3 separate regions of the Homo sapiens genome follow, and regions 2 and 3 are each linked to region 1. A link is a loop called in an ENCODE intact Hi-C map of the cell type or tissue named here. Cell type or tissue: Calu3. All regions are shown on one strand.

Region 1 (8,000 bases):
ATCGCATTCTTTTATTTCTCTAAATTTATTCAGAAAGCATTTATTGAGCACCTACTGTGTGCCAGGCACTGTGCTAAAGATAAAGCATGATTAAAAAGAAAATCGTTGCTCTCATGAAGGGCTAATATTCTGGTGAGAAATATGGACAACACACACAAGTAAACAAAATGTGTATATACACATATATATGATATAAATCTATGTAGATATATATCATATATAGATATATCTATGTAGATAGATATATCTATATATCTATAGATAGATATATCTATGTAGATAGATATATCTATATATCTATGTAGATAGATATATCTATATATCTATGTAGATAGATATATCTATATATCTATGTAGATAGATATATCTATATATCTATGTAGATAGATATATCTATATATCTATGTAGATAGATATATCTATGTAGATAGATATATCTATATATCTATGTAGATAGATATATCTATGTAGATAGATATATCTATATATCTATAGATAGATATATCTATGTAGATAGATATATCTATATATCTATAGATAGATATATCATAGATAGATATAGATAGATATATCATTATATATGATATAGATAGATATATCATTATATATGATATAGATAGATAGATATATCATATATATGATATATAGATAGATATGATATATAGATAGATATATCATATATATGATATATAGAGATAGATAGATCATATGTATGATATAGAGATAGATAGATCATATGTATGATATAGAGATAGATCATATGTATGATATAGAGATAGATAGATCATATGTATGATATAGAGATAGATAGATCATATGTATGATATAGAGATAGATCATATGTATGATATAGAGATAGATCATATATATGATATAGAGATAGATCATATATATGATATAGAGATAGATAGATCATATATATATGATATAGAGATAGATAGATAGATCATATATATGATTGGGTTGTGCTCCAAGAAGAAACACAAAGCAGGAAAGGGGATGTAAATTATTGGAGGTGTGAGATTAAATTCTGGACAGGGTGGCCAGGGAAGGTCTCAACTGCAAAGATGACTTTTAGTTAAGATGGGAAGGAAGGAAGATTAATTAGCCATGCAAATAACTGGAAGAGGAGCATTCCATACTGAAGGGACAGCAAGTTCCAAAGCCCTGGGATTGCAAGCAGAAATAAAAGGACTGGTGTAGTGGGAACTGAAACAAAAAATGGATGAGAGTAGTAATAATAAAATCAGGGAAAATGAAGAGCCAGTTGCCATAGGGTTTGTAGGTCACGGTTAAGACGTTGGCTTTTCCTCTGATTGAAATGGGAAGGCACTGAAGTATTCTGAACAGAAGGGTGACATAGTCTACCTGTGCTTAACAGAGCAGTCTGGCTGCTACACTGAGAATAGCCTAAAGGAAGGTAAGTGCAGAAGGGGGGGCCAGTCCAAAGGGTATTGGAATAATTCGGAAATGACGTGACTTGGACCAGGTTGGTGTCCATGGGGATTAGGAGGAATGGTCAATTTCTGACAGAGGAGAGTCAGGAGAATTTGCTGATAATTCAGATATGGAGTGTGAGAGAAAGAGAGGAGTTGAGGTTCTGGGCTAAACAAGGGGGAAAATGGAGTTGCCATAACTGAAGTGGAAAAGACTATAACAGGAACTGATTTGAGGGAAAAATCAAGTCCAATTTGGGACATGTTTAGCTTGAAATGCCTATTAGGCAACCAACTAAAGATGTCAAGAAGACAGCTGGATATACGGTTGGGACATATTCGGCTCAGGCTCCCCCCTGGCTGGCTGGCCAGTAATCCAATCTCAGTCATTGAATACTAGAATCACAGGTTTACATTATTCCAGAAAACCATGAAGGGACCAAGTCCCTTAGTCCATGGTGATTCTAAACATTGCAGTTTGTTTCTTCTCCTTCATGCTGCCATCAAGAACTGGTCCTCCAGCCATCAGAGGCCTCAAACTTGTCCACAGAGAGACACATGTGGTCTTTAGGCCACAGTGTTTCCAGTTATTAAGGGCACAGGCCCAGACCACCATATTGAGGCTCACTCATTTTTTTACATAAGTTATTTAACTTGTCTGTGGCCTCTTCTCTGTAAAATTATTATGATATAGCAGTACCAGAATCTACCACAGAGGACTGTTGTGAGCATTAAATGTGTTAATACTCATGAAACACCCAAAATGCAGATTTGGCACCTGTGCAATAAAGAATCACTCTCATCCTCACCATTATTATTGCAAGAATCTGTAGCAGGGCCTGGAACACAAGTAGAGTCACAAATCCTCTGCCGTGTTCTTAATCTCAGGGACTTTCAACATTTTCCACCCCTGTTACCCCAAAACTTGGCCACTTTTGCCTCCCCATTATAAACTCTCTTCTACCTGCCTCCCTGTCAAAGATTCTGAAGCAAAGAAAAAAATTCTAGCTTGGGAGAAGGGAAATTGGGGCCCTTCAAAATTCTTTGAGACTTTTTTCCATAGGATAAGAATATAAGAATGGGGAAAGAAGATACTAGTATTAGTTAATGATTTTTTAATAGCCTATCCTTTATACTGTGACTATGTACATCCTTCAGTATGCCTTCCATTAGGACTATTCAAGGTCTGTTCAAGTCTGTCAGTTTACTTGATTGTATCACGATCAAGAAACAAAGACCCAGAAAGTTCAGATGGCATGTAGACAAGCCCTTACCCAATGACAAAGTGTCTTTGGGTTAGATGATTGCACAGAAAACACGGCACGCAGATTTGAAGCCAAACCTCCAGGCCTTCCTTTTTGGGCTGCTTTATCTTATCCCAAGCTCTCTCCCTCAAGTAGCTAGATGAAAATGATTTGTATTTAGCCATCACATGTTTGAATGCAAATGAGTGCTTCAGAACTTTACATAGCATATAAATACAGAATAATGCTTTTGGTATATTTCCAGTTAAAAAGCAAGTTCTCATTTGCAACAAAATATATTTTACTAACCAAACAATCTGACCAAAAACCAACAATTTGATCAATGCAGCGTATTTATCTGTTGTCTGAAAAAGCAAATATCCTTCTTTTTCTTTAACTTTATGTTCAAGACCTAGTGTTAGGAATCTTTACTCATGATCAAGAATGTTCTTTTTCTCTCATCTTAAAAGTAAAGTTTACTTCAATAATAGCCTTAAAAGATAGTCGTACATTTTAGCTGAAAAACACTGGATCTTTAAATTTAAAAAGCCTTTCATTTAGTTTCTTCCCAAACAAGATTTCTTATAGTACCCAACCAACTTGTGAAATATTTCAGTCATATATAAGCTTCCACTGATTCCAGGCAACAGCATTTTGACAAACAAGTTTAGCATTGAAACCAACAGTTGCAATTCAGTAGAAAGAAGTTCTCTCTTTTTCATTTTAATAACATTTCTGCATGAATTCCAAAGCGATAGGGTTCCTGTTATTCTGGATACCATGCTCATTACTCATGTCTGCTGGGGTATTATTGGATGTATACTTTGGAATAAAGAGGGCTTTTACAATGTCTAATATGATGTCCTTTGCAATCTGTTATTAGCCTGTGCATTGCCTTGCCAGTTAATCATCCCATTATAGATTCAGAAAATCTGACAACCCAGAGGGATTGAAATGCAGTGTGCTACAAGATTAGAAATAGCTGTATGAAAATGAAGTAAGGATAACAAATGTTGTAGATTGGTCCATAAAATAAAGGTTTCAAAAGATTTTTGTTCTGGAGATCTCTCAATACTTTTACCAGAAAAGAAAAGAGAGCGATGGATAAACAGAAAGACAGGAAAGCCTTGGACTTGACCACAGGTGAGGAATAAAATAAAAGCAGTTTGTTCAAGGTTTGTTGAAACCTACCCAACATAATTAAAAATAAAATTAATACATATATCAGCTCTCTATGTACCTGCCCTGTCATTTGAGAGCAGAAGAGGCTGATGCATTTCGTCAGTCATCCTCAGAACTGCACAGCGCCATTAATCTCACCACTTGTTTATGTGTTACGGTTGGTGCCCTTGCTTCTGCGTACTTTGCTGCCATCTCCAGGAAACTGTGATGACAAGAATAGCCAAACCTGGAGGGTTATTATAGCCCTGGAAAGTCTTGTAGGTGACTTTCTGTATTAGAAAACCCAGTATTAGAGAAGATATTCTGTAAAATCAAAATATTTGCAACTACCAAGGGTTATTAGAGCACATATAGAGTGTCTATTGGTTATTTATTGAGAAATACAACTCACACTAAAATGAGAATTTCATTAGCAAAATGGCAAATTCAGAAGAAAGCCTATGAAAATTGCACTTCTACTTTCCACATTGTTAAAGAGAGTAGAAAAATAGTTTGTCATGAACATCATTATTGCTATAACAATCCAAAGAATTAATGGTGAATTGGTCTGTAGAGAGTATATTGAATTACTATAAATTCAAATCCTTTTTTAGTGAACAAGTTGTCTAAAGGAGACAGTACACAATGAAATTTCGCCTGCTAGAGACCATAAAAGAGGATAATTAAAAACATAAAGACAGGCAGGAATTAGTTCTCTCTAGAAAACATCCTAAATTGGCGGGAGCTCTGAGACTTTTTAAAATTTACTCAATATGTCTGTATAGTGGTTACTGCTGGAAGAGGTCCCGTTTGACTCTTGTGTAAAGAAAAGGAAAACTGTTCTTATAGCCCTCAGGAAAAACTCAAGGTATTTCTCAGCCATGAACATGCAGCAGGTGCGCTGAGGTTCAGTGCTATGCATAATAATGTGTAGACTGTTCACAATGTCAGAGTATAGTGAACGCTAAACACATGACTAAATAACAGTGAAGAAAGAATGACAACTTTGGCCTTGATTATTTATGTTTGATCAGAAAATATATGCACAACTCTGCACTCTACATATAACATTCAATATATGAATAATATGTATCTATACACTTCAGATAAATTAATGGATAGGTGACTAGGAATTTCAACATTTAATAAAAGGCCACAAACCAATCCTTACATACTCTAGTAAAAGGTATATTCTAATACTCAATAGAAAAGAATAGCTTTTTAAATATATTTTCAAATAAGTATTTTGAGCTTTTATTTTTATTTTCATCATTTCTTTCTTTTTATTTATTTTTTATTTATTTGTGTATTATACTTTAATTTCTAGGGTACATGTACACAATATGCAGGTTTGTTACATATGTATACACGTGCCATGTTGGTGTGCTGCACCCATTAACTTGTCATTTACATTAGGTATATCTCCTAATGCTATCCCTCCCCACTCCCCCCACCCCACAACAGGCCCCGGTATAGTCCACACTCAAAATCAGAATTTATATCATCTTTTCCCCCTATTGGACTGCAATGACTTTACACCAGGGAAATAGTATCTTACTTATTTATAACCCTAGCTCCTAGCAAAATGCACAGCACAATAGACAAACATTAAATGTTTATTGAACTGAACTGCATATAGCAAACATATTCAGCAAATACAGTAAATATCACAAAAGGTTATATATTCAGGATGGAATATCTTCTAAAGTAATACTTTCTAATCCTTAGGACACTTGCCATCAAATTAAAGCTCAGTGCTACACCTTAGTGGGAGAAAAAAGATCGTTTACAAGTAGGTTTCACTATGGAAATTAAGCCACTGTCGAGATGAAAATAAATATTCTTTAGTCGTCAAGCCTTCAAATGAGAGTGGTACGAATTAATGCCAGTAATTTTCCTAATTCTGCCTTTTAAAAAATACTGTAAAACATCTAATAATTGGCACAATTTAAGTGAAAATAGTAAGGGATCGAAAAAAGAAACAGTACACACACCAAACAAACAAAATCAACAGAGAAAATGAGCCAGTCAATTAAAGATCCCTTTGTAGAATAGAGGCCTTGACTCAGAAGACAAACCAGATAGAAGTAGGTAGGACATCATTACATCACATACGGTATATAATCATAATATATCAATTTAGAGAAGACCTGAAAAAGAGACAAGATGGACTCTTCCAGAAGACTTCAGAACTTTTTCAAACAATAATTGTTAGTGGTTTATAAATTTGAAAAACATACAAACATGGTTTGCCCTAAACACTGAAGTCAAATTAACTTTATGAAGTAAGGGGTCTACAGCACCCAGAGTGGAAAAAATGAGCCATTCTTAAGGTCCTACTTTTTCTGTGCATTGTCGTTAGAGTAGACCAAAGGTATTGATAAGGCAATTCACTTTACTCTAGATTAGTCTAGCATGTAATTAGACTTTTGGCTGACATCTGCCCAGGGACCAGGTCCTTCCACAGCTCTGCCAGCTGCACTGGCTTCTGTAAGTGGAACCATGTTGAATGAGTGAAGGAAGGGACCAGTACTTTTTCAGTCTGATAATTAGCCTCCCCATCCCATTAAGTACAAGGCACAAGAAAGGGAAGAGCCTCACAATCATAACATTGCAGCTGTTCCATTTATTACAGAAAGAAAATTGATATCCTAATGCTGAGGCATGAGAAAAGTATGCCTTTTAGTATATAGGTTGCACAACAGAACCTGTTTATTAACACATGTGCATAACTAAAGTAAAATTTGTTTCTATAAAATATACATTGGCATGCCCCAAAGCTGTATGCCCAATGAAAGCATGAACAGATTCACAACATAAATAATTCCACAAGATACCAAAATTCCCCTCTACACCCTCCTCAAAAATCAACATGAAAGTGAAATTCAACCTGGAAAATAATTTTTCATTAATAAAACTCCTTTCTGGCTATTTCTTCCTTCTGTATGCTGTAATATCAGTCTACTTTTTAAAAAATCAAAAATTTCATGACTTGTTAGGAGTATCAAATAAGATAATCTAAGTAGAAAATGCTTATAAATGTAAAAGTTCTACACAAATGTTAATTTTTATTTTTACTGGGTTGGATGTGACTTCTCTCTAGACTTTTTAGGCTCTCAAGTGCAAATGTTGCTTCAAATATAATCATATACTGAAGTAAACTACTATACATTTAAACTGTAGGGATTGCAAACTTCAAGACGGAGTAAAAATATTATTTCTCAAGATGGGCTGGTTGAAGCTGTAGGAACCCGACATCAATCTGCTCCTCCACAGAACAGACCTAAGGGAACCAGCCCAAGTGTGAGGAAGCTCAGGCTAGTTGGGAAAGCAAAGTGCTTTATTAGAATGGGACACCATGTGTTCATGGGGTTACCTGTGATTCAGGCAACAATGGGACTCTAGCAGGTGGCCCCATGGATAGCATCACTAGCCAGATCAACAGTGAGGCTGACAGATTGCAACCAATTTCTACTAGACCTACTCTCCTCACCACCCTCCTTTCCCACAGCCACTGGAGCAGGTGCATCTTTTCTGCTAAGCAGGTAGGAGGGGTCAGCTGGGGTCTAATAAGGGAAGTTTGCACAGACAAAGCAGAAAAAGAGGCAGGAGCAAGCAGTCTACATAATCTTTTTTTTGTGCTATAAAATATTTTGTTTATATATTTATTCTAAAGTTTTTTCTTTTTATTTTTTTACTTTTTAAATTTTTGTTAAAAACTAGTACACAAGCACACACATGAACCCAGGCCTGCGCAGGGACAGGATCATCACTATCACTGTCTTGAGCCTCCGCATCTTGTCCCATTGGGAGGTTTTCAGGGGCAATAACATGCATGAACTTGTCATCTCCTATGATAACAATGCCTCCATAAACAGAAAGTAAGCTTTGCAGTCTAAGTAGCCACAGTCTTTTAGAAAATGTTTTCTCTTTAAACTGTCTAGAAACGTATTTCCCAACTGTTCCTTTTGGCATATGTGAACCTCACTCATCTCTGATCACAACCTATAGCTGATTCTCCTGATCCTGTCTTGATTCACAAAATAATTAGTTGGATAACCTTTTTATGTGCCTACTTTTCAATGACTTATCACATTGAATTAAAATAGTCTTTCTATTTGTATCTTTTCCCACTCTTAGTTTTCCATCAAGAGGATCT
Region 2 (8,000 bases), 130 kb before region 1:
TAGTGTGTGGCTGAGCTTCCAGTCTGTGATTTCCAGCTTTAGATGGAGCCACCCAAAAACTACTAGATCTAACTTTTCTGCACTAAATATACACCACTTTGAATTCATTGTTACTTATAAGCTCCTTTAGTATAATTCTACTAGGCTATAAATTCTTTGAGAACAAGGACCAAGTCCTAAACATTTTTGTAACACCAGCAATCCCAAGCATACGTTCAATCAATCATCATGGAATTGATGAAATAATAATTTGTGGGTGATTTACATAATAACAGAATGGACTCTACTAAGCAAACACACATCAATCATCTAGAATTGAAGGACATAAACACTATAAAAGATACTGTATTCCCGATATCAAACTATAATATTTATCTAGATTGATGAGATATCCAACCAGTTAATTCTTGTGAAACAATGTTGTTCAGAAGAACCAAAAGTGGCTTTAGCTGAGTAATACCCAATTTCTGCATTTGCTTTAACTCCTCTGCTATTTACGAACTGTGTTATTTTAAGCAGTCATCCTCAATGTTTTGATAAAGATTATTACCGCATCTTAGTTATTGGTTTCTGTAAAATATTTTATACTGTTTCCATTTAAGCTAAACAAACCAATACTTTGATATACTTTTTTTTTTTGAGATGGAGTTTCACTTTTGTTGCCCAGGCTGGAGTGCAATGGTGTGATCTCCGCTCACTGCAACCTCCATCTTCTGGGTTCAAGCGATTCTCCTGCCTCAGCCTCCTGAGTAGCTGGGATTACAGGCATGTGCCACCACACCAGGCTAAATATTTGCACCTCAATGATTTGCCCAGATGCTTGTCTAGGTCATGGTTCTAACCCAATATATTGTATAGCAGCTGATCTCTAAACTGGACTTAACTTTTTAACATTTATTTGAAGATTAACTGCAAATGTGTAATATTAGCAGCATGCTCTGCTCACTGATGTTATGCCAGAAGCCTATTAGGCATATAGACTTTATGTTCAATTATTTTACTAGTCCCCATATATTACCAGTCCTTATCATTAACTAGGTTCCCCTTTATTCTCTACTTTCGATAATTATATTCTAACTGACCTTATAGTTTTCTGAGAAGAACAGAGTAAAGATTGCAGAATGTACTACCAAAGACATGTTGTTTCAATGACAAGCCATGGTCATGTGCTGCGGTCATGGAACATGGCATTTCCACACACTCTCACAACGTCATGGCCACACCTGCAGCCTAAAAGAGGCAACCTTCCCCTTAGGAACAGGAGCTCTTTGAAGCCTGCCATGTTGATGAGGCACTGAGTATTTTTAGAAGACCTGTGGGGTTCATAGCTCGCTTCCGGGGGTATGTCTGTATGTAAGACTTTCACTGTCTTGTACATGACATAGTAATGCAGTGTGGATCAGAAATAGTGAGCAGTGTTTTAGAACAGGGAGGTTTTCCTCTGGCACTTCTCCTAAAGGTTTTTTTTTCTCTTAATTTGACACTCGACTCATCTAACTTTTCCATATTTTCTATGAAATAAGAGAAGGCAACCTCAGCATCTTGGCTGATGCCTCAAGGCACTGTAGAAACAAGAATGCGAGATGCCACTCTAATGAGCTTGTTCTCAAGCCATAGCCTCAGATGTATGTCTACCAGCAGGTGCACACTCAGCTTTTTGCACGTGTTTTGTAATCATTCTAAGGTAATTGCTCTCTGGGTCAGATTTAAGCTCATTCCTTCACACGAAGCCAAAGCAGGCACTGCACACTAAGGGAGGCTAATCTTGGCTTGGGAAATAACAAAGGCCTTTTCTGTTTTATAGCCAAAGAGACTGAAACTCAAGAAAGATGGGAGGAATGTACTTTAGGCAATTTGTAGCTATTTTGCTTGATTTTCTCTTGAAGCAATAAATAACTGTGCTCCCTGCTGCTGGTATTTTATCAAGCTCTGTTTGTTATAACAGTGTATTATGTTCCATACAAGACAGCATCATTGAGCTTTCTTTTCATGTTTCTCTACTACAGTTTAACTCTGTGAGGAGCAATACCCATGTACCACCAGGATGAAGAAATAGCAGAACCTGCTGCTAAATGCCACTGCCTGAAGGCAGAGTTCCCCTATTAGGAACGAATGAATGCCAAGTTGGCTTCTTTCATGTAAATTAATGTGGTGAAAAAAAAATAAGCAGGTGCCTCTGGATTAACAACAACTCCCTGTGGACAATGACCTTTGCCACTGAGAATACCAAAACAAGAGAAAGTTGTCTCCAACATAGTCTACCTGACCCCTGCCCGCAAGCCACCCACTATCTTCTAAACACAGAAGAACAGCAGTAGTAGAAGTGGATCTGTGAAAATGGTCCTATCGATTTGGTTTTTACTGAGGTGTGGTCTAGTTTGTTTCTCTGTAAAAGGCAGAGGAGTCACAGAATATTGCCCAATTGGTGTCATAATGACGTGAGTTGCAACTGACCAGAATCACTGTTCTTCAAATTATGAGACTTATGATATGGAATTTGCCTACCCACTCCCAAAGCCTGTACTCACCGTCGATAATAATGACAACTATAATTGTTACACATATTCAAAAGCATTTTTTATTTTCTTTTGTTTTATTTGGTCCTTAGAAAACAAACATAGATAAGTAGGTAATTATCATCCTCATTTGTTATCTCGACCACAAGGAAATCACTGATATATAAAACTCCTTTGGTACCTCAGCTTTCCTCTCTTTAATAGAGGGTTTTACAAAGCTTTAACTGTTCACTGGGCCTGTGTGAATCCACATCACTGAGAATAAATTGCACAACACTTTCAAATGCAGAAGGGCTGTGTCTGTGCTTCACATTCAGCTGCCTTCTCCTTTCCTCTTATGAATTACATTTAAATGAATTATGGCACAACAAGACCTGCCAAGCCTAAACCTAGGAGTGTGTGAATGAGAGCACCCCATAAGTAATAAGCGATCAGAGCCGCCAGCAGGGCGCATGGCACCCAGGGCCCTGCACTCCACACTGTCTTCCCAGTGCTGACAGGAAAATCTTGTGCCAGGAAGAATCCATCTCTTCGGAAGACAAGAAGATCCTAGAACTAGTAGTAGCAAGAGTCTACTGCAATGAGGAATGGGGGAGGCAGAGCACAGACATTCCTCTTTACTGTGTGCAGCCAGTAAATCTAGTTGTAAAGACAAGTAAACTTGAGTGGTGGGAGAAATGTTCTCCATCTGAAAGTCCCGGGGGCTCAGTAAATGTTTCCTTATTAATAATAGTTTAGAGACGAAGCCTTTTAACTTAGGAACTTTTAGGAGTCATTTAGGGCATAATATATTAAAGAATGCTACGACATTAAAAGTAATATAAATAAAGGAAATGTAGTCTGCGTAAAGATCATTTGGATAATTATTTCATCTCTTTGCATCCATAATTTTGAAATAAAATATAGTCTTTCCTCACTTCATCTGCAATAAATCATTTACAAAAAGTAAGTGGCTTCACAAATAAATGACTGTATCTATGACTACTCTCCCAAAATCAATAATACATTTATTGATAATTCTGCATTTAAAGGTTCATTTCACCTTAGTATTGACATTCTGTCTCCCCTGCCATTTCATTAGATTTAAAATTTTTCATTCTTGGTAATGAACTGTAAGAAAGTTATATGTTAGAAAGTGGCCCCATTTCAGAGCTGGGCAATGCAACTCAATATATCATTTTCTATTAATTACCACAGTCAGTAAAGTTTCTTGTTTGTGTGCTCAGCAAAATTAAAGTTAGGAGTTTTTGGCTTCATTTTGTAAGCCAAGATTCCCTGACTTGTCCTTAAATACACCACTTCGCTGCTCTATAAAATAGAGCAATATATTAAAAACACACTTCCTCTGAGCCTTCAGATGAGACTTGAGTTAGTTCAACACATTCTTTTGAGTACTACAAAGTGACATTTGGGTGGAGAACTACCAGCGATTCAGACCCAAAATGTAACACCTGCCTTTGAGAAGCTTACAAATGAATGAGACAGCAGATAAATAAACAGAAAATCTCAAGGTGAAGCAGGAAGCTCTAGTCTCTAGGTTTGTAAATGGGTAAATGCGGCATGGAAGACGGGTGTTAGCTCAGAGGGGTAATTTGCGGAATGCTGCATTGATGAGATGACATTTAAACAAAGTGTTAACTTTTTTAACATTAAGATTTCATGACGGAATGTAAAACATAAATGAACACGTCTAACTGCATCAACTCACTAAGCAATTTAATAAAATCATTCCTACAATAATGTAGCACGTGACCTTTTGTGAAACTCTATTTGGGAGCATAATTACGTGGATGAGCCAAAGTCCAATCGCAACACAAAGTCAATGCACAACCTCAGAGGAAATAACACAACCGGGGGAATACATAAGTTTTCATCTCCACCTTATATTAATGCTGTGATCCCATTAAAAAAAAAGTTACAATAATTTTAGACGCTAGCGTAGGCTGGATTAGAAAAGCGGAGTTTTACTGCCATCTCCTGGCAGTACTCGATGATGGCTGTCAGTAAAATGATACTGGATTCTACCTGCAGGCTCAGGCAAAATAGTACAGACAGAAGCGGAAATGCTTATCGTTAGCTGTTTTATTAGAAAGTATACATTTAAAACTCATTTCCGATGAAATGAATTTTCTGAAACTTTATTTCATCTTATTCTGATCGGATAAAAAACTTAATGCTTTTTTTTTTTAGTAAGTTTTAAACTGGTAACCCCAGAACTGAAGAAATTCTTTATTCACATCTCTTGAATTTGTTATATATACCTTGTTATTTCCAACACAATTGAATAAGATACACTTTAGGGAAAAGACTGTATTTTCCATCAGATTTTCAATTAGCTGAAACAAGATATTGTTTGCACTTGAATGAAGTAGGCTACAATATATTTCATATGTTGTCAAACGAAATATTTAAATGTCTTCTCTTTGTCTTGGTTTGAGAGCAGATTTTATGGCACCAAGTCCATGCACCAAATTTGTGCTTCTCCAACTCTCCCTGAGGCCTTTCCTTAACTACAAAACCATTTACGGCAAAAAAAAAAAAATTAACGAAACCAATCGTTCCATTACTTGCTAGCTTTCATTATATACTGAAACATCTATTCAGCATTTGTATCTGCTAATGCAACAGAAACTCATCTGCTCAATGAGATTTATCACTTTTTTTTTACATGTTCACAAGATATTGCTGTACATTTTGCAATGGGTCTTTATTACCTAGTAATGATGCCTTGCAAATTAAATTAGTTTTTAATGGCATAGTTAAATTCTAATTTATGTTTCGGAGCTTTGTTTAATTCATTTAGTTATAATGTAATCGTTTTCTTGCTATTTTCTTACATTGCATAGAAAGAACAAAAGAATAGGGGTTCATCTCATCACATTCAGTTGTCTTGGCTTTATTAAATCTTGTCAATAATTGCATTTCCCCCAAGAAAGTTTCAAAACAGTTGCAGTCCAATTCTTCGGGGAGAAAAAAAAAGAAAAGAAAAAACCTCTCTGGCTCTCTGGTTGCTCAGCAGTCTGTATAAGGAAGTTGAATCAAACTATTACTGTAACTCCAAGGGTTGGTTAGATATTGCCCTTCCTCATGCTCATTATAACCCTACCGTGCCATGTAATGTATTGGGCAATTATTCTTTTGCAATAAATTCCTTTCCTGTGAGCTCTTTCTTTCCTGAACATTCAGGAAAACTGAAACCAAAAGTGATCATTAGCAGCACAGAAAGTAATCTTTTATAATGTCTACTTGCATTTTCTTCCCTCTCAATCGACAGGTCTTTCACAGACCTGACTGCAATAACCTTTTATAATGCCTTTTCACTAGGGTCCACGCTGCAGGAGCAAAAAAGACCTTAGCAAGTTTCACGGTTTTAAGCCAGAAACTGAGTTATGGAGTTGCATGGGAATAATTAATATCATTTAAAATTTATTGAGCCGGTTTGACCCTACCTTGGTGTTGGTAGTTTTTTCAGGAGAACTAAAGCACACAGGGGGCATTTTAATGAGGACTATTTGCAACACAGGCTGTTTAAGTTTCCATCCAAACAAGGACAGTTTTCAGGCCCATTCTTCCTTTTCTTCCAATGAGAAGAGAAATTTCATATTCTGGAGAATTCTCCCATTCCAATTTTAATGTGTGCATATCTTCCTGAATGTCGTTTCTCCCGACTTCTGGGTACAACATGCAGATGACCCAGGTGAGAAAGTCACAGTTCGTGGTTTTCTCCTGGTTGCATGGATTCCACTCCTCACCCTGACCACCATCTTTTAAACTCCTGATCTTGATGACCAAAAAGATCAGTAAACCATTTTCTTCTTCTGGAAAAGCAATTTGCCACACCAGTCCTACCAGCTAGGAAGCAGGAGTGACAACTTCAAAATGAAAGCAACATTAAAAGGAATAACTTTTCATATTTCTTACAAGGATAAAACAAGAATATGTGATGTTTGGGTGAGAAGGAGATTGACTGTTCAGCACATACCTTTATTACTCTTTTAAGTTTTTCTCTGTGCATGCTCGACTTTTTCAAAAGCTTGCTAAAATATAACAAGGTGATATAAGCATGTGATACTACTCCTGATTTTAATTCTATTTAATATTATACCTGTTAAACGATGAGAAAAAGATAAACTAGGACACCAAGATTCCTTTTACATGAAATAATATTTCTGTAAGAAACTAATGAAGAATAAAAGCCGCCTTAATATTAATCCCCTATTTCTCTGAACTTTCTTGTCTTAAAATTTACTGTTGACAAAGACTAGCACAATATCCACAGTGTGGATCCAAGATTATAAATTGATCCTTAAGATTCACTTATGAAGGAGACACATCTGCACTGAAGTGAGCTTAGAAATAAAAGAGCATTTGTAGAAAAAGTAATTTGCTTCGAAGCTCAGCCCTGCTCTCAGCCACTCATACACTCCTGTCCATTGCCTAGGAGCAATGTGCTGAGAGTTGAATTTGGCTCACAGTCAATAGCCTCTTTCTTTAGCCTCCCAGGTGTTACATAACACACCTTGCTTTCTGCCTAATTCTCCCCTGAAGTTATCCTCTTCTTTTCCTAATATTGTAGTTCACACTGATGGAGATATTGTTAGAATCTCAGAGGAGGAATGAAAGCTTTTAGGACATGGTTCAAATAAAAATGTTGTTGATTGTGAAGGCAATTTTCTTTAAATATAGAATTTTCTTATTTGTTTATTTCCACTCAAAGTAACTGTGACCTGTAAAATAGAAGCATTCATGAATTAGTTGACTTATGAGTAATCCTTATCCCCACATCCAAACAACGGGGGGTCTCTAAGCTCTTGCCAGTAACACAGCAGCCATTGGAGAACCCAGAACTCTATAGATTTCTGCCCTTCTGCAGCTTCCCAGTTGCTCACTGTTATGGGTTGAATTGTGTTTCCCAAAAAGATATGTCGAAGTCCTAACCCTCAGTATTTGAGAATGTCACCATATTTGGAAATAGGGTCATTGCAGATATAATTTGTTAAGATTAGATGATACTGTAGTAAGAGAGGTCCTTAACCCAGTATGGCTAACATCCTTCTAAGATGCAGCACATGGGGGAAAAGGTCAAGTGATGACAGAGGTAGAAGGTGAGTGATGAAGCTGCCAGCCAAGGAATGCCAAGGATTGATGGCCACCACCAGAAGGCAGGAAGAGGCAAGGTAGGATTCTACCCAGAACCTCAGAGGGAGCCCACATGGCCCTGCTGACACTTTGATTTTGAACATCTAGTTTCCAGAACCATGAGAAAATACATTTCTGTTGTGTTAAGCCCTCACAGTTTGTGCTATTTGGTATGGCAGCCCTAGGAAACTAATAAACCTGCCCACCTACTAGCCTCGCCATGTCCCCAAATCAACCCTAGTAACAACCACTTCCACTTCCCAGGGGTCTATGGGGCTCAGAAGTAATTATGAGGGTTATGGATCCAGGCAATGTATTTTATTCATATTTCAGGTACACTGGATT
Region 3 (8,000 bases), 420 kb before region 1:
GCCTCTCCCCAGTATTTTGTACTGTTCCTAACGTTGAATGGTCACTGATAGAAAGTTGCGTCACTGCTGCCCTTACTAGAGGAGCACTCTTCTGTTCTGTAATGGTGATTTGCCTCAGGTGAAAAATAGGATCACTCTCTGTTCCTACTGATTTCTGAAAAAGAAAATGCTTCCTCCCAACCAGCACTGCACTATTATTTTTGTTATCACTTTTCATACAGCTGCACCTTCTCTAAGGAAAACTGGGGGAAAAGTATCAAACTCTTGCCTGTGCCTAGAGGTAGAAACTGAAATCCAATTATCTAATAGATAGAAACACTTAATATTACATCTTTAAAAAGAAAAGCAGAATTAGTTTAAAAATAGAATGTCTTTGCCAGTGTTTAGTGTGTAATTTAAGTTTTACAAAGGAAATATGCAATCCCGGAAATATGAAATTTAGTAAAATATAATATTTGTATCTAAGCTTAAATTTTTGTTGTGTCAACGTATGTTTAAACTTTCACCTTCTGTTCATTCAGTTCATAAATTAACAAAATTTTTGATCAATAAACCTCATAAAATAATCTTTTATGAGTATAATCTAATTCTTGGGTTTTAGATTGCTTGTTCTTCCTTTATTCCTGAAACAAAACCATAATCTATTCCCAAGGTAAAAAAAAAAAAATACTTTTACTTCAGAAATGTTGGCTAGTAGAATAAATCGGTAAAAGGTTTATTTATTCATAAGTATAGTATTTTACCTAACAATAAATTACAAAGTTACAAAACAATAAGTTACAAAGCAAAATTCATTCACAATTCAATTAAATTCTCTTCTAAGCACTATGGAATGATAAACATTAATTTAATTATATGGAAAAAAGCTGTATGCCTACAAATTAAATTATAATAGGATTTGAATTCAAAATGGAAGACTGGTAACTATACTTCCTTCCTTCCACCAACATTTATTGAAATGATAGAAAATAATACAAATTAAATAAATTCCAGAAAAAAACTAGCAATAAGTAGGAGATGCCCTGAGCAGAGAAAAGCCTACAACTAACTTATGGAGGCTAGCAGATAAATGAGATCAGCTCAGAGAATACTCCTGATAAGACTGCAGCAAAAATAGGAACTCTTCAACTGCTGGAGTTGGCAGAATGAGAGAGGAAGAGGAGGAGGAAAAGGGGAAAGAATTTATTGGTGGAGAATGGCATTGTGAGGACTCAGATTACCAACAGGAAATATCAGTAAGGGTTCAACTGCAATAGAAATATTTGTATTGACCAGAAAGACTATAATACAGTGAGTTAAGTGTTTCTAATACCTTGGAAAGACTTGGGCAACTATATCTCTTGATTCACAGACTACCTTTTCAGTTAGTCTCTATTAACAAATAACCATACCTTCAAAATGCAAGAGTGGCATTTACTCCCAGGCTGAACTGGTAACATTTTTATGACATAAATTGGTCAGTCTGTTGAGACTAGACTTGCTTAATTCTATTCTCACGCCTAAGTTACAAATTTCAAAATTTAGATCTGAGAATAAATTTATTTTCAAAACTGGGGTATATTATTCTCACCCTCTAGCATTATCTACAAGGACTATGGCTTTTTATCAAACTTCTTACAGTAAACGATTGCTTTTTTTTATTGGCATAGTACAATAAATAAGAAGCAGAGACTGTTTTCCACAGACAACAGTAAAGATGCCACACATCTTTACTCTGAGACCATTAAAATTTCTGTTAGTGACAATGTTAGAATAGTTTGTTTTAGACTAAACTTCCTGCTAAGAGCACCTATCAAATCTAGGGAAAGTAATTTTTTTAATCTTTATAAAAACATTAAAGAGTTATTTTGTCAATAAAGATTTTTAGGACCAAGACCAAGGGGAAAAGGTCCAGACTAATGACTCCAGAATTTGATATTATTTTTTGTCTCAAGGCATTTGAAATCCCAAAACATATAGCAGAGCGGAACTTTCAGGAGACTCAAGGGGTTAGGCAAAATTTGGAATTTCGAGTTCAGCAGTATAGACAGGCTCTGAAAAGGACCCCAAGCATTTAGTTGTGACTCAAAATGGCTACACTCTAGGAGTAAAAGTAAATGAGAAATACAGCAATTGTCATGAAGATTGAAGCCCAGACAAGTTATTTGAATTCATAATTGAAGTAAAGTGATCTGAATAGTTATTGTCATACTCTACCTGCCTATTAGAAACTAAACCAAGTCCACTTAGGAGAGGTATAATACCATTCAAAGCATCCAATCCCCTTTATAGTTTTTAATATACAGTGTCTAGCATTTAATTTCTTAAAAAAACAGCTATAAAAATACAACATTTAATATAAACCAAGAGGATAAACCTATTATAGAAACAGGCCCATGACAAATCTAAGAAATCGAGTTATTAGACATGGACATTAAAATAAAATTACTGCGATCCTACTGGGATCATCTACCTTCTGCCAATAAAAGATCCTAGTAAAAGCTCAGAAATGGAAGTGTATGAAAAGTAACAGAAAAGATAATTATGTAGGTAAATCCAAATGAATATTGGTTGAATAAAGCAATGGTAATAATGTCCAGTGATGATCAAAATCTATTTTATGTCAAAATAGTTTTGTTTTGTTTTGCAATTGAAAGAAGGTTAAGGAAATTAAACTTACAGTGTTTTGTGTAGCCCTTGAAAACATTTTTCAAGATATATCCATGGTTTGTTAATATTGAAAAATCTACTAATCCAATAGGATCCAAATTTCCACTCTTTATGTATTTAGAGAGATACATTTATAGAGATATTTATAGAGATAAATAAAGAAAGTTAAATAAAAGGAAGATATATATTTTTATGTTTAAACATTAGGTAGCTATTCCAGGGTTCTTATGAAAGGGAGTATAAAACTGCATAAATGAACACAATTATTTTCTGTTTGGATTTACAATGTATTCTATAATGAATACTTTTATAAAGAATAGTGTGCTTCCCTTAAAAGCATTAAGCAAAAGCGTAGCCAAAAGAAAGTGGAAGTAACAATGTTTGACACATTGACAATGAATAAATTTATTATTTAAAATAATCTAATAATGAGAATGTGACATCGGCAAGATGGTGGAATGGGAAGCCCTACTCTCTTCCCCCACTGGAGACACTAACTCAACAACAATACAAGGACTAATTCCCTTTGTGAGGAATACAGACACCAATTAATAAGTTCTTAAACCTTGGGCAAACGCTGTATTGGGCAGAACCTTGGGAAAAAAAACCAGCTGCATTGAAGTGGGTAAAAAATATTGATGGTACTTACTTACTAAAGTCTCTCTCCCATCTCCTCAGCTTCTGGCTTCTCTCTGCGTAGGAAAAGACTAAACCATATGTCCAATATTCAGACTTTTCAGGATACTGCCCAAGGGACTGGTTTCTGTCTTGGTGAATCTAAGCTCTGACAGGAAAGGATGCCAGCTTGGAAGCAGCTGAGAACAAAGGTGACAGTTTAAAGTAGTAGATATTCATTTGCCATAATCTTTCCTCCACAGCTCAGCATGGAATGAGTGAAGAAAGCCCCAAACTCCCAGCTTCTTCCTGGGAAGGGAGTTAACATATGCATCCAATGTTCTGGCTAGTCGGAAGACTGTTTGAGGGTCTAGTTTCTGTCTCACCTAAATCAGACCAATGACAAGACCCAGCATACACTAGGTTACTGGCGGCCACTGAAAGCAAGAGAGTTGAGTGACTTGCTGCTACTTCAGGGGTCTCATGGAATAGGAAAAATAAGTTCAGAAGTCTTTCCCCACCGGGAAAAAAGAGTTGAGTGTGCATCCAGTGTTCTAGCTTTTGGAGAGATTGCTCCAGGAACTGGTTTCTGTCTCACCCAACTTAGAGCACTGACGGAACTTAGCAGATGCTAGAAGCCTAGGGATCACTGAGAACAAAAAGAGAACTGGGCAGCTTGAGGAAACTCCGAAGAATCTGCAGTACTGCAGGCAGACACCAGAGGGTGCAATAAATTAGAAGTACCTGCAAAAAGATATCAGCAAATCCTTCTAATATAGAATTTGCTCATACAAATCTAGAGAAGACATATCAACAGAAAAGGTTTAAGGGGTCGCAGAATCTCCAGCTGGGCTGACTGACGAAGGTCTTTTAATTTACAAAACCAGTCCTTAAATACTAGAAGAGGTGGTTGTTTTCTCAAATGTGTGGATCTAAGTGCAAAATAACAGGGAACCATGGCCTAATCAAAGGAAACAAGGACACATGATTTAATCACAGGAACAAAATAAATTTCCCAGAAATGACCCAAAAGAAATGGAATTATATAACTTTATCTTATAACAAATTCGTAATAACCATCATAAGCATGCTCAATGAGCTCAGGAACAAGATACATGAACAAAATGACAATATCTACAAAGAGATAATTTTTTAAAAAAAGCAATGAAGCAGTAGTTTGGAACTGAAGTATACAATAATTGAATTTAAAAATTCACTACAGGGCTTCAACAGCAGACTTGAACACACAGGTAGAATAACCAATAAAATCAAAGGCAAGTCATTTGGAATTATCCAGTCAGGAACAAAGAGAAAAAAATAATAATAAAGAGCGAAGAAAATGTAAGGAATTTATGGGACACTATCAAATGCATCAATATACACATTATTTGAATACCAAAAGATCAGGAAGAAAGATGAAGAAAGCTTTTGTTTAAAGAAACAATGGCTAAAAAGTCCCCAAATCTGAGGCAGGAAATGGACATCTAAGGTATAAGAAGACCAGAATGAAACCAAGAAAACCCATACCAAGACATGTCATAATCAAATTGTAAAAATCAAAGAAAGAATTTTGAAACTGGCAAAAAATGCAATTCATTATTTACAAAGAAGCTTTCGTAAAACTCTTAGCATATTCTCAGCAGAAACCTGGCAGTCCAGAAGCAAATAGGATGATATATTCAAACTACTTAAGAAAAAAAAATATTGCCATCCAAGAATAATATATCAAGTAAAACTGTTTTTCAAAAATTAAGAAGAAATAAAGTATTTCCCAGATAAACAAAAACTGAAGTATTTCATAAACACCAGGCCTACCTTACAAGAATGCTAAAAGGGGTCCTTCAAGTTGTAATGGAAGGACACCAGACAGCAACCCACAAGTAAACAAAAGTGTAAAGTATGCTGGTAAAGATAGATATAAAGATAAATAGAGAATGCTGTAATTCTGTAACAGTGATGCATGAAGCTTCTCTGAGTGAAGCATAAAGAAGAAAGTATGAAAAATACTAATGAACGGAATTCAGGGGCACAATAAAATGATCATATACCATCACCAAGTGGGATTTACCCATGAGATGCAAAAGTTTTTCAACATATGAAAATCAATCAATGTGATACACTGCCTTAACAAAACAAATAATAAAAAATACATGATCATCTTAATAGATGCAGAAAAAATTGCCAAATTTAACACCTTTTTAAAAACAATGAACACTTAAAGTAGGTGATATGGTTTGGCTGTGTCCCCACCCAAATCTCACCTTGAATTGTAATAATCCCCATGTGTCAAGGGTGGGGTCACGTGGAGATAACTGAATCTTGGGGGCAGTTCCCCCATACTGTTCCTTAGTAGTAAATACATCTCAGGAGACCTGATGGTTTTATAACCGGAAGTTCCCCTACACAAGCTCTCTTGTCTGTTTCCATTTAAGACATTATTTTGCTCCTCGTTTGCCTTCTGCCATGACTGTGAGGCCTCCTCAGCAATGTGAAACTGAGTCAATTAAGCCTCTTTCATTTATAAAGTACCCAGTCTTGGGTATGCATTTATTAGCAGTGTGAGAACAGACTAATACAGGAGGAATGGAAGAAAATTACTTCAACATATTATAGACCATGTTTGAAAACAGCTACCATCATATTCAACATTGAAGAACTGAAAGCTCTTCTTCTAAGAGCAGTAACAAGATAAGAATGCCCATTCTTGTTGTTTCTATTCAACATACTACTGTAAGTCCTAGCTGAAGCAATTAAGCCAAAAAAATAAAAAATAAATAAAAGAGAGAAAACAGAAAAAAGAAAATAAATGAAAGGCATCATAAAGGAAAATTAAATTATTTTTGTTTGCAAATGACATGATTGTAAACACAGAAAACATTAAACACTTTTACAGAAAAACCTATTAGAATTAATAAATAAATGCAGCAAAGTTGCATGACACTAAATCAATATACAAAAAAATTTCTATATACTAGCAATAAAAAGAATTATAAAGGAAATTAAGAAAACAATCCCATTTATGATAGCATCAAAATGAATAAAATACTTAGGATTTAACTAAGGAGACAAAAGATTAGTTCAGTAAAAACTACAAAGCACTGGCTGGGCACAGTGGCTCACGCCTGTAATCCCAGCACTTTGGGAGGCCGAGGCAGGAGTATCACAAGGTCAGGAGATCAAGACCACCCTGGCTAACACGGTGAAACCCCATCTCTACTAAAAATACAAAAATTAGCCGGGCATGGTGGCAGGCGCCTCTAGTCCCAGCTACTTGGGAGGCTGAGGCAGGAGAATGGCGTGAACCCAGGAGGCGGAGCTTGCTGTGAGCCGAGATTGTGCCACTGCCCTCCAGCCTGGGCGACAGAGCCAGACTCCGTCTCAAAAAAAAAAGAAAACTACAAAGCACTGCTGAAAGAAATTAAAGAAGACACAAATACAAAGAAATGCATGCTGTGTTTATGGATTGAAAGAATTAATATTGTTAAAATATCATACTACCTAAAGCAATCTATAGATTCAATGCAATCCCCATCAAAATCTCAATGACATTTTATTTTTGTAGAAATAGAAAAAAATACTAGAATTCTTATGAAACCACAAAGGAACCTGAATATCCAAGACAATCTCAAGAAGAAAGAATACGTCTGGACATCTCATATTTCCTTATTTCAAAACATATTCTAAGCTAGGGTAATCAAAACAGTATGGTACTGGCATAAAGATAGACATACAGACCATGGGACACAAGAGAGAAACTACCAATAATCCGGTCTACTTATACAGTCAAATGATCTTTGACAAGAGTGCCAAGACTCTACAATGGGGGAAAGAAACACAAAAAGTGTAAGAGAAACTAGATACCCACATGCAAAAGAATAATTAAACCTTTATCTTACACCATGCCCCAAAATCAACTTAAAATGTAGTAAATATTTAAATATAAGACCTAAAAATATAAAACTTCTAGAAGAAAACATAGAGGAAAAGCTTCGTAACATTGGTTCTGGACAATGATTTATTGGATATGACACCAAAAACACAAGCAATAAAAGCAAAATTAGACAAGTGAAACTACATCAAACTTAAAAACATTTGCATAGCAAATGAAACGATCAACAAAGTAAAAATGCATCCTATGAAATGGGAGAAAATACTTGCAAACCATTAAGGTGATAAGGGATCAATATCCAAAATATATACAGAAATACTACGATTCAATAGTTAAAAATAACAAATAACCTGATTTAAAATGGGCCAAAACTTGAATAGATATTTACTTAGACTTACAAATGGCCAACTGGTATAAGAAAAGGTGCTCAACATCACTAATTAACAGGGAAATGCCCATCACAAACACAATGAGACATTACCTCACACCTGTTAGGATGGCCATTATCAAAAATGTAAAAACCAGAAATGACAAATGTTGGCAAAGATGTGGAGAAATTGGAAGCTTTGTGCACTGTTAGTAGCAGTATAAAATGAGACAGCCGTTATGGAAAACAGAATGGAGGTTCCTCAAAAAATTAAAAATAAAACCACCATGTAATTCAGCCATTCAATTTCTGGGTATTTATTCAAAAGAATTGAAAACAGTATCTCAAAGAGACATATACACTCCCTTATTCATTGCAGCATTGTTCATATTAGCCAAGAGACACAAACCAGCTAAATGTTCATTGATGGATAAGGAATATGTATATACATACAGTGAAATATTATTAATCCTTTAAAAG

The links. Hi-C counts contacts between places; a loop is a spot of excess contacts. Peaks named below come from ENCODE experiments on the same cell type or tissue, not always from the same donor. Only the 100,000 strongest peaks of a DNase experiment are listed, where the experiment ranks them.
Region 2: it touches region 1 in a loop (7-fold over the local background); 4 of 110 quality-filtered maps call a loop at or near these places.
Region 3: a loop joins it to region 1, with 8 times the contacts of the local background. A loop is called at or near these places in 18 of 110 quality-filtered maps.

Annotation. Positions count from the first base shown.
Region 1 is chr4:129,214,599-129,222,598 of GRCh38, reverse strand. No RefSeq gene overlaps it. Among named protein-coding and RNA genes, the nearest start is that of C4orf33, 120 kb to the right of the region's middle. In Calu3, no CTCF peak of the experiment used is centred here; a DNase peak (open chromatin) is centred at 4,028.
Region 2 is chr4:129,340,658-129,348,657 of GRCh38, reverse strand. No RefSeq gene overlaps it. Among named protein-coding and RNA genes, the nearest start is that of C4orf33, 250 kb to the right of the region's middle. In Calu3, no CTCF peak of the experiment used is centred here; a DNase peak (open chromatin) is centred at 4,487.
Region 3 is chr4:129,637,354-129,645,353 of GRCh38, reverse strand. No RefSeq gene overlaps it. Among named protein-coding and RNA genes, the nearest start is that of LINC02466, 130 kb to the left of the region's middle. In Calu3, CTCF peaks have their summits at 3,795 and 3,994 (motif pointing right); a DNase peak (open chromatin) is centred at 3,953.